3 separate regions of the Homo sapiens genome follow, and regions 2 and 3 are each linked to region 1. The links are chromatin contacts, found by Hi-C or POLR2A ChIA-PET in ENCODE. All regions are on one chromosome and are shown on one strand. The core of a region is the stretch at or near the end of the contact, and the rest is flanking DNA. Distances in the headings are between cores, read along the strand shown.

What was found. Hi-C counts contacts between places; a loop is a spot of excess contacts on that map. ChIA-PET counts read pairs that join two places held with the same protein, here RNA polymerase II (POLR2A). Pooled maps may share reads with other maps.
Region 2: a pooled map of gastrocnemius medialis shows a loop between it and region 1 (22-fold over the local background). The contact joins the promoter of USP9X here to the promoter of KDM6A in region 1. A Hi-C loop is called at or near these places in 3 of 37 single-sample maps with no recorded cell type and 13 of 50 pooled maps. POLR2A ChIA-PET finds 5 or more read pairs at or near these places in 3 of 52 experiments (Panc1 and T-cell).
Region 3: a map of mammary epithelial cell shows a loop between it and region 1 (19-fold over the local background). The contact joins the promoter of CXorf38 here to the promoter of KDM6A in region 1. A Hi-C loop is called at or near these places in 1 of 168 maps with a recorded cell type or tissue (mammary epithelial cell), 1 of 37 single-sample maps with no recorded cell type and 8 of 50 pooled maps.

What each region holds. Positions count from the first base shown.
Region 1 is chrX:44,871,128-44,874,687 of GRCh38, reverse strand. It overlaps KDM6A (lysine demethylase 6A), which reads right to left and starts at 1,500. Exons shown (of 30, transcript NM_001291415.2): 1 at 976-1,500; 2 at 701-764. The coding sequence starts at 1,136. RefSeq lists silencers at 501-600, 611-690, 731-990, 1,331-1,560, 1,811-2,310.
Region 2 is chrX:41,083,570-41,086,793 of GRCh38, reverse strand. It overlaps USP9X (ubiquitin specific peptidase 9 X-linked), which reads right to left and starts at 1,349. Exons shown (of 45, transcript NM_001039591.3): 1 at 685-1,349. RefSeq lists silencers at 155-614, 1,315-1,694, 2,125-2,194 and enhancers at 739-1,276, 1,815-2,354, 2,104-2,398.
Region 3 is chrX:40,645,818-40,649,104 of GRCh38, reverse strand. CXorf38 (chromosome X open reading frame 38) reads left to right here and starts at 1,544. Exons shown (of 7, transcript NM_144970.3): 1 at 1,544-1,800; 2 at 1,964-2,098. The coding sequence starts at 1,585. It overlaps MED14 (mediator complex subunit 14), which reads left to right. Exons shown (of 31, transcript NM_004229.4): 31 at 1-800. RefSeq lists silencers at 1,328-1,508, 1,344-1,643, 1,764-1,913 and an enhancer at 2,164-2,363.

The DNA.
Region 1 (3,560 bases), core at 251-2,750:
TAAAAAAAGACTACACCCCGAATCCTCCCCAGCCTCCCCTGTCAGACACACAGGAAATGAGGCTCCAGGAAGAGAACACGTTTACAAATAACTACGGTATTTCTATGCCAAAAAGACCCAAAAAGTAAACAAGTCACCTAACTTCAGGTAACACACACTGCAATCGAGATACATGTCAACAGCCCAATGCAAACTCTTCACCGACCTAAACTCCGTGAAACTTCCCCCTTCTGGGAGCGGGGACACAAGAAAGCCTAAAACATTTGGTTAGCAGTAGGCATCACGAACAGCCTGCTTGAAGGAAAAGAATTTTTTTAAACCCGTAGAGGCAAGTTAAGTCCGAAATTTGGGAAAATCTGAACACACTCACGATCCCTTGACCCTAAACAGGCACCTCGAAGATCATCGGCCTACCCTCAAAAAGCTGTAAAATAGCAGGCAGTTGTGTCGACCCAGTTGAGCCCGGCCCCAAAGCGATCCCGTCTCTGTTCCTCCAGCTACAAGAGGAAAAGAGCGATTTCGCAAGGGAGCAAGCAGGGTACCCGGGGGTGGGGGGAGAGCAGAGGCAGGAAATAGTTTCCGGAAGCCCCTCGACCATCGTCCGTGGCCACAATGAGCACAGACCCGGCCGCGGGGCCCGGGGCGAGCGCGGCGCCGGCCAGGGAGACGGTGTCCGCGCTCCGACTCGCAGCTGCCTTACCTTGCCCAGTAGGGCCTTCGTCCTGGCGCCATCTTCATGAAATCTCACGAACCCAAAGAGGCGGCTGTGGAGACAGACACAGTTTACTCGTTAACGCTCAGGGAACGCCACCGACCCGTCCCTGCCCGAGCCCGAGGCCCCAGCGGAGGCGGCGCGAAGAGCGCCAAACCGAGGTGCCCGCCCCGCCGCCGCCAGAGACAAGCCGCGCTCGGTCCTCCCGGGAGAGCGGCTACTGCCCGTCCGGAGCCGACCGGGCGAGTGACGGCGGCCCGTACCTGTCCAGTCCGCCGAGCGCCTCCCTCTCCTCGGCTGTCAGGCTGGGGGACGCCTCCTCGCTCTCGCCGCTCGCTTTTCCCGCCGCCATTTTCTTTTCCTCATCACCGAAAGCGGCGGCGGCAGCGGCGGCGGTAGCGAGCGACACTCCGCAGGATTTCATGGAAACGCAGCGAATTCACAACTCCAACGCCGACACCCCCCCTCGGACCGGGGCCCGCAGTGACGCCCCCAATCTGCGCGCGGGACCAGCACACCAACTTTATCGCCGCCTCCTCCTCCGCCGCGGGCGGCGGCGACGAAAAATCCCAACGCGGCGGCGGTGAAGGCGGCGGCGGCGGCGGCAGGGGCTGCGGAGCCCCCGGGTCGGCAGCGGCGGCTTTCGGCTGTAGGGTCACATCGCGGGGTTGGGCAGGGGGCAGCCACAGGCGGGGACGGCGGGAACGGCCGGAGCGCGCGGGGCTGGGGAGCACTGAGGGGATTCGTTGGAGACACAAACTTCCCCGGCACCAGCACAAAGTTGTTGTAATTGTGTCACACAGCGAACCCCACGCCGCCGCCGTGACCCCCCCTCCCCGCCCGGCTGGCGCCACCAATCGGCGCGGCCCGCACGCCTCACGTGACCTTTGTTGACTCACGTCAGCCGTGGCTCCACTTAACTTGCTAGCTGCCCGAGCCCCGCCCACCGAGGCCGCCACCGAGATGGGAGCGGGACGCAGGCCAATTCTAGCCGGTGGTTGGCTGCTGGGCGCGTCTGTCGGGGGAAGGGTTGTCACCGAGAGGGAGCTTCCTGTTAGGTTGTGCTGGTTAAATACACTGGGGCAGAGAATGGAGGGTCCGGGCCGTGTCACCTCGGGAACCGCGGCGGGCTCTGGAGGGGGAGGGGAGTGGTGGGGAAGGGCGAGGTCCGGCACCGCCCGCGGCGGGCGCGAGCGGCGGGCGAAGACGCCAAGGACGGCATTTGCCTGCCCGCGAGCTCTGGGATGTGCCCAGACCGCGGCTCCGGCCGTCCCGCGCGCGCTCCAGGGGTCCCGGGACCCCACAGGGCCTGGTACAGGTCGCGTAGCCGGGAGGCGGCGCACGGCCCTCGACCTCTGCCCTCCGAAGAAGGCTCAGACTTTTGGCACTGCTGGAAATAATGGCCTCCGCGAGGAGGGCGCTCGGGGAGCGGCTGCCGGTCCCGTGCCCCGCGGTCCGGGTGCCGCCCTAGGCCAGACCTGCGCTGGCAGCCCCGATCACCTCACCCGCGCCGAAAGTGAAGGGGGAAGGGCTCCCCTGACCCCCGCCCATACGCCCCAGGCCGGAGGGAATGAAGAGTCGCCCGCGGGGCCTGGCTTGCCGACCATGGCTCCCCACCGCCAAAGGTCTGTCTGTTGGCGGCACTTTGGGGCCAGATTTTCGTGCTGTGTTTACCCTGTGTCTTATCAGTAGTTCATTACAGTCTTACAAGAAAAAGCAATGAGAAATTGTGAAGCGGGATCTGCAGAATGTTGGGTTCTATTGCCATGATTTCAGTGGAGCCTTCTTACAAAAGTAGGGGCTGCTTGTGGACAGACCTGAGAGAAGACATAATTAAATCATCACAGCTGGTGGCCCAAGAAATCCTTTCTATCCCCCAAAACCTGCAGGTTTGTAACCCCTAGACAACAGTAACATTTTGTTGTTCTGTCTCTCAGGTGCAGGGGAAAGGCTTTAGTCTGACTTTTAATCTTTACTATAGGTGAAAAAAAAATAGGCCTTTCGACTACTCTTCTCAAAAGGCAAATTTATTTACTAAGCTGTATGTCTTATAACAGGGATAGGAAAAAATTGATAGACATATAAGGACAAGATTCTGTTTATAAACGGAGTTTTTTATATTTTCAATAGGTTTTCCACCTGTAACCAATAAAAATTATATATTTAAACTTGGATTTCAAAATATGACGAAGACAATTCAGTGCTGACCCAGTAATTCCTACCAGTATTCAGCGGGAAGCTATGGGAATCCCAACTGATTTTGCACACAGTTTTAAATTGTTCCCCTGAGACTAGTAACTAGACGAACAAACTGTAGTTTTGTATAGATTATAGTTCATGTTTAATTACTTCCTCTGAAACACCTTTCCCTTTATGATACTCCATTTTGCTTGAATGAGTGTGTACAAAGGGCCAAATCTTTTCTACGGCTAAATTAATACATTGTTAACTTTGTCACAAATGGTGACATTTAAAGCCAAGGAAATTTTGACCCCAGTAACTCGCTCGCACACTCTCTCATACACACACACACACACACACACATACACACACACTTGCACAAGCACAGATAGACATTTTGCTGGTATTTGACTATCTCCCTGAAGTTAGCAGTTCCTGACTCAGGTCCTTTTCAAGGATTATAAGGCTACTCAATCCCGGCCGGGCTCTGTGGCTCACGCCTGCAAAGGGAGGCCGAGGCGGGCGGATCACGAGGTCAGGAGTTGGAGAGCAGCCTGGCCAATGTGGTGAAACCCCACCTCTACTAAAAATACAAAAAACAAAATTAGTCGAGCATGTGGCGCTCGCCTGTAGTCCCAGCTACTCGGGAGACTGAGGCAGAAGAATC
Region 2 (3,224 bases), core at 100-2,599, 3.8 Mb after region 1:
AAGCTAGCTTGGAAGCGATTTCTGCATTCAAAAACCCCTTTCACGGCTTTGGCCCTCTGCAAATAAAGCGGGGCGAAGGAGGTGTAGGAGGCCGATAACCCAGCTCCCACTCCAGGAGCCCAGGGCCGGGGAGAAACTGCGGGTTATCGCGGGAGGGTGGGGGGAGGCGGACAAGTCGTCAGGCCTGATAGCCAGGCGTAGCCGAGGCCTAGCTCCCCAGCTCCAAATCACTCCACCTCAGTAATGGCGTTTGGTGTCAAGTGGAACCAGACCGGGTAGGAAAGCGGCCGCCGGGCGGGGGGCGGCCAGCCCCCAAACCGACCCGGCCCCCGGGTGCGGACGGCGGGGGGGCTGCCCGCCACGCCCGGAGACTCCATCCTCCTACTCGGCCCCAGACAGGACGGGAAGGGGGAGGAGGGGGAGGGACGGAGCCGTCAGCCATTTTCCCTTACAGTCCAAAACACACAGACACGCTCTCGGGACACCGGCTCCACACACAACACGGGCCCGCGCGCCCGCCCAGCCCGGGCCGGAGGAGGGGGAACGGGGAAGCCCCAGCCTGGCCGGCAGCCGCCGAGGGAAGAGGCTCGCACACACGCACACCCCCCTCGCCCTCCTCCCCTCACCCACATCCAGCTGTTGGCCCCGGGAAAGAGCGTCGCCCCAGTGCAGCTGGCCACTCACCGCACGACACAGACGTCTTCTCACAACCAGGGCACACGGAGGCGGGAGGCACCAGGCGACGGTGGGGCTCGGTCCCGGGACGAGACCTACCCTGGGTGCATCCCAGGCCCGGGGGTGACCGGCAACAAAGTGTATCGAAAGGCTGCGGCGGCCGGGCTCGGGGCTGCGGGCGTCTCAACCAAAAGGCTGCACACCGGCGCCGGAACTCGCTCCTCGCCGCGCCCGCCTCCTCCTCCTCCTTGGCCGGCGACGGCCCTCTTCCCCTTCTCCCCTCAGGCTGGGGCTCTCGCTGAGCTCAGACGGGCTCCGGGCGGTGCGTTTCTCCTGCGTCACCTCCTCCTGCTCCTCCTCCTGCAGCGACGGCTTCACCTTCCCCTAGTCGCCGCCTCTGTCCCCGCTCCAGGCCTGGTGGCTTTGAAGTAGCTCGCTCCTCGCTCCCGGCGCCGACCCAAGCACCGGGCGCTAAGGCGGCCGCCTCCCGTGAGAGAGAGGCGGCGGCGGCGGGCTCCCGCGAGGCCCGGGAGCTGTGTAAGGCGGGGAGGGGCTAGGCGCGACAGAGGCCCTGACGGGGCCGGGTGCGGAGAGGTTGCGGCTCCGGCGGCGGCGGAGACTAGCGTCCGCAGCCGCGGATGCCCGTCCTCGTCAATATGGCGGATCCGGCAAACCAAAAAAAAAAAAACCGCTCGGCCAGTGGCGGCGGCGGTAGCGGCGACGGCGGCAGCAGCGGTGGCGGCGGCGGCGGCGGCGCAGACTCCCACTAGCCCCAGAGCCGCCCAAGACCCGAAGTTCTCCGCCCCCGTCAGGGCCCGCCCCTTTCAGGCCCCTCCTTTCGGCCCTCCCCCTGCTCCTGCCCAGCCCCCTCCCGCTCAGCTGCCCCCTCTTCTCTCCCTCCACCCCGGGCCGTCAAGGCTGGGAGAGCAGCGCGAGCCGCTGAGGGGGCCGGGCTTCGGCGCGAGCCGCCGGGAACCCGGAGAGCTAGGGTGGGGGAGGGGAAGACAATGCGGTAAAGATTGTTCGCGCAGTACTGTTTCTTCCGGCTGGCCCCTTCAGGGTCGTGCTACGGCCAGAAATCCTGTTCCATGCCCCTCGGCTCAGGAGCGGGACGAGGGCAGAGGTGGCTCTAGGACCGAAGTTGGGGAAGGGAGGCCCGAAAAGATCTGGCACACCACTCGGGAGGGGCTGGGCGGCAGGGACTGGCGGGGTGTGTGGCCACGACAGGGTTAATCGCGTGAGCCGCAGCCGCGTCGCTCATAGTTTGACTCGGGCCGCTTGTTTTTGTTCCATTGTGAACCGTAGCCCCGCCGACAAGAACCCGGATGATGACGTCACCGGCCTCCCCCTTTTCCGGGACCGTGGGGGGAGGGGCGCGGAAAGATGAGATCTCGAGACCACGCGCTGGGCGGTCGCCGCCGCGGTGCCTGGAGGTCCCGGCGGTGCAGCTGACCCGCGTCACGTGACGCACGAGCTGGCCGGGCCACTGGCTGCGGGGGCGCGAGGTCCCGAGGGCCTGGCCACCTGCTTGGCGCCGATAGGGGGAAGGTGTGGCTATCTCCCGCAGCGGAAGGAGGGGGCGTGGGGAGTGAGGTCCTTTTCCCCACCCCGCGAGGGAGGTGCTCTGAGAAACTCTTTCACACGATCATGCATCATCACTACCTCAAAGCGTTTAGGCGTCCTCAAAGCGTTTAGGCGTCCTCACAGCCTAGCTGACGGGACTGACCACCTTTTTGGCCATAGGAGCCCTTCAAACAGACCAGCAAAGAAAAAAATTATAAAGTGCCCCAGACGGCTTAGCGAATAGGCCGTACTTGATGTGGCAAGATTAGCCTCCATTGCCAGATCATCAGCACAATTCGGTGTTAGGACCCGGAAGAAACTTATGAACCCATCCGCTGTGTCATGGACTATTTTCTACATGTTTATATTCCAAAGTGCGGGCATAGGAAAAACTTAGGCTAATCTCAAATTAATGGGGTGCTTGGAACAAATCTGTACAGTCTACCTAGGATGCCCAAATGAAGAGGAAATTAACAGTTCCTAATTTACAGATTTCCTTTTGACTTAAAAAATACCTGTGGACATCAAATGGCATGCAAAATCATAGTAAAACCCTACAAACCGAGATCTATTTTATAGAGAAGAGGGTTGAATTTAGTTATGCTATGATTATATCAGTTTGTAATAAAAGACTGTTAAAAATGGAACCAAACTAATGTAGGTGACAGTGAAAGCAAGTTATTGGTATCTTAAATTTTTAAACCATTTCTCTATTTAGCACAAGATTGTTTACAAATTTTTCACCACAAATTATCTAATAGGGTATCCAAGATGTATCATTCATAGCCCTAATAACTCTTAGCATATGTTACCTTGTTTTTATAATTATTTCCATGAATCATTTGCTTCCCCACTAGCTCATGGGCTTCTAAAAAGCAGACACGACCACCCGCGTACACTATAGGCTGTTATTTTCTATTTTAGATAAGGAAACAGAAAGGGTAAATGATTTGCCCGAAGTCAGGATTGGAAAGTGTTGAACACTG
Region 3 (3,287 bases), core at 295-2,794, 4.2 Mb after region 1:
TGTTCCTTTCATAGTTTTTCCCCCCAAAAGAAGTGCCTATTACATTTTACCTTAATGTTTATTTATCATCCAAGTGTTCTTGATATAAAATCAGTATACAGAAAATTTTAAGAGAACTTACATTCAAGGGACATAGAGGGAAAATGTTAATGTGTATTTCATTGTTTCTTGTGGAATTTTTTTTTCATTCGGTTTGAGAATGGACAGTGTGTCTAAGGATGTGATTTAAATTTACTTAGGATGGATTTAGCATTGAGGTTATTAAGACAAAGTTAGCAGAGGCCAGCCAGCACTGTGCTGCACAACTCCAGGAACTCCATGGTATGCTCACAATTTTCTGCAAGTTGCCTCCACTTCCAAGTGGCCAGTGATTTGTTAAAATACCTTGCCCAAGAATATAACTGATTGATGAAAGGGCATATTTAGGTCAATATAAAATAATAGCAAGTATTTACTGAGAGCTTACTGTGTGCTAGGCATTTTCTTAATATTTCAATGTGTATTTAATCCTCACAACAACCCAATGTGGTAGGTTATTGATATCCTCTTCTTAAAAATGAGTAAATGGAGGCCCAGAGAAATGTAATTTGCCTGAGATCAAATTAAGGTTGCTTAAGATCAAACTGCTAAGAAGGGGCAGTTTGAGTCTGAGCTAGTGCTCCTAAACACTGGACATTTTTGCTGTGAACCACAGTCGGGAAGGTTTAATGTTTAGACTCTTTCCTCAGAGGCTTTTAACTACACACAATTTTGACATGTTTTCCAAGCTCAGAAAGCTCATTAAAAACAACTAAAACTGACCTGACTTGTCACTTGGAGTTGACAATCCCAGTGCCTTCTGACCTTTGTGGCACTTCTTTGGAACTTAAATCAGACTTCCATGTGCAAGGAGCACTAATTATCATATAATCAAGAATACTAGATAATTATCGTCTAACCTTTGCTAGGTGCTTCAGGATGCCCTTATCTGGCTCAGGTGTGCAGCCTTCTAGAATCCAAGTGATGTGTTGCCCTAAACAGGCAAACGCCCCCTTCTGGGTGGTCCAGTGGCGGGGGATTTTGAGTTTTGGGTTAGCTTGGCACACCGCAGGCAGCCAGCGGTCACGTTTCACTAATACCTCAATTTGCTACAGCTGGTCTGTGGGCTTAGGAACCAGTAACTCTAGAATTGTATAATGCAAAGAACATACACGATTCAAGCAATGTGCCCTGAGCACCTTGTACATCTGGACAATAAAAAAAAGTTAAAACAGAAGTGCCCTACATTAGGAGAGGGAGTCGAATCGGATGCTGACAGGGTCTCTGTTTGGGGGACGAAGAGGGCCTAAGGGTTTCAAATAGTTAACTGCTTCCCCAAGCACCAAAGTTGTTAGACGTCAGACGTCAGACGTCACCCAAGTGGGGTGGAGCCGACGTGCCCCGGAAGTCAAGATGCCCCGCCCCGGGATCGGTGGCACCGCGCCGCGCAGGCGCAGGCGTCGCTGCCGCCGGCGCAGGCGCCGCTGCCTCGGGTACTTCCCAGGCTCCGCGCCTGCGCACTGCCGTCCGCCACGCCCCGCAACCTCCTGGTTCCAAGTGGGAGACATGGTGCTGTCGGAGCTAGCGGCGCGCCTCAACTGCGCCGAGTACAAGAACTGGGTGAAGGCGGGCCACTGCCTGTTACTGCTGCGCAGCTGCCTGCAGGGTTTCGTCGGCCGCGAGGTGCTCTCCTTCCACCGCGGCCTACTCGCCGCAGCCCCCGGCCTGGGGCCCCGCGCCGTCTGCCGCGGCGGCTCACGGTGCAGCCCTCGCGCCCGCCAGGTGAGCACCTGGCTCGGGGCCTTGACCACCGCCCCCACCCCACCCCTCCTCATCCCCGTTCCTGTCCCAGACCCAGAGCGCAAGTGTCCTGTTCCCTCCGCGATGCGGGGCCCACCGCGACGTCCCTCCCTCCTGGGCCCCTCCTCACCGCCGCCCCCTGTAGTTTCAGCCTCAGTGTCAGGTGTGCGCTGAATGGAAAAGGGAGATTTTGAGACATCATGTCAACAGAAATGGAGATGTGCACTGGGGAAACTGCCGGCCGGGCCGCTGGCCCGTGGACGCCTGGGAGGTGGCCAAGGTAAGCGCCTGAGGCGGGGACGGAAGGAGGAAGCGGCGGGTCACCCAGCACTCGGGGTGGCTATCTGGTCTTGTGGTCGCCGGGGCCTCATAAACAGATGCAGAGAGAGAGATTGATCAAGGGTCTAGGCGGTTCAGGGGTGGTATGCGGGACCCAACCCAGCTTAGTGAAGTAGAAGCTTTCTTCTACCCGTCTGCTTCCTGAGGGCATTTGAGTTTGTTACCCCTGCTTGGAAAGTTACAGGAAAGAGTTCTACAAGAGATACTGGGGCAAGATGCAGAGCGAGCATCATGAGCACAGGCAGGGAGGGAGGGAGACTCTTGTGTGGCCTGTTTGAGGGTAAGGCTCGCTGAACAGCTCATCAGCTCTTTTTTGGCTATAGGATGCCGTAAGGATGACAGAGTAAGCCAAGGGAAGTTAGGGCTAAAATAGCACCTTAAGTGCCCAGTTAAAGGCACTTTGGGTAGCTGGGAATGGGGTAGGCAGCCGGATCTGTCTTCAGATCTTGGCAATGTCACTTACTAAGTAGATCGAGTAGGAAATTTTTTTGCCCAGTAAGGGACGGAGAGGGACAGCCAGAAGTGGCTTCCTAACACAAATTGACTTTAGCAGTCAGTCTACATGCCAGTAGTTATCAGCAGGCACAGGGTGGGCACTGGAAAGGAGCAGTGCCTGGGAAGCAGATGATCTGAGTCCTGGATCAGCTGCCGTGGTGTGACACTGGGCCAGCTTGTGCTCCCCAATCTCAAAAATGAAAGGACGGCCGGGCGCAGTGGCTCACGCCTGTAATCCCAGCACTTTGGGAGGCCGAGGCGGGCGGATCATGAGGTCAGGAGATCGAGACCACGGTGAAACCCCGTCTCTACTAAAAATACAAAAAAATTAGCCGGGCGCAGTGGCGGGCGCCTGTAGTCCCAGCTACTCGGGAGGCTGAGGCAGGAGAATGGCGTGAACCCGGGAGGCGGAGCTTGCAGTGAGCGGAGATCGCGCCACTGCACTCCCGCCTGGGCGACAGAACGAGACTCCGTCTCAAAAAAAAAAAAAAAAAAAAAAAAAAAAAAAAAAAAAAAAAAAAATGAAAGGAATTGGGGCCGGGCGCGGTGGCTCATGCCTGTAATCCCAGCACTTTGGGAGGCCAAGGTGGGAGGATGGCTTGAGCTCAGGAGTTCAAGACCACCCTGGATAACAT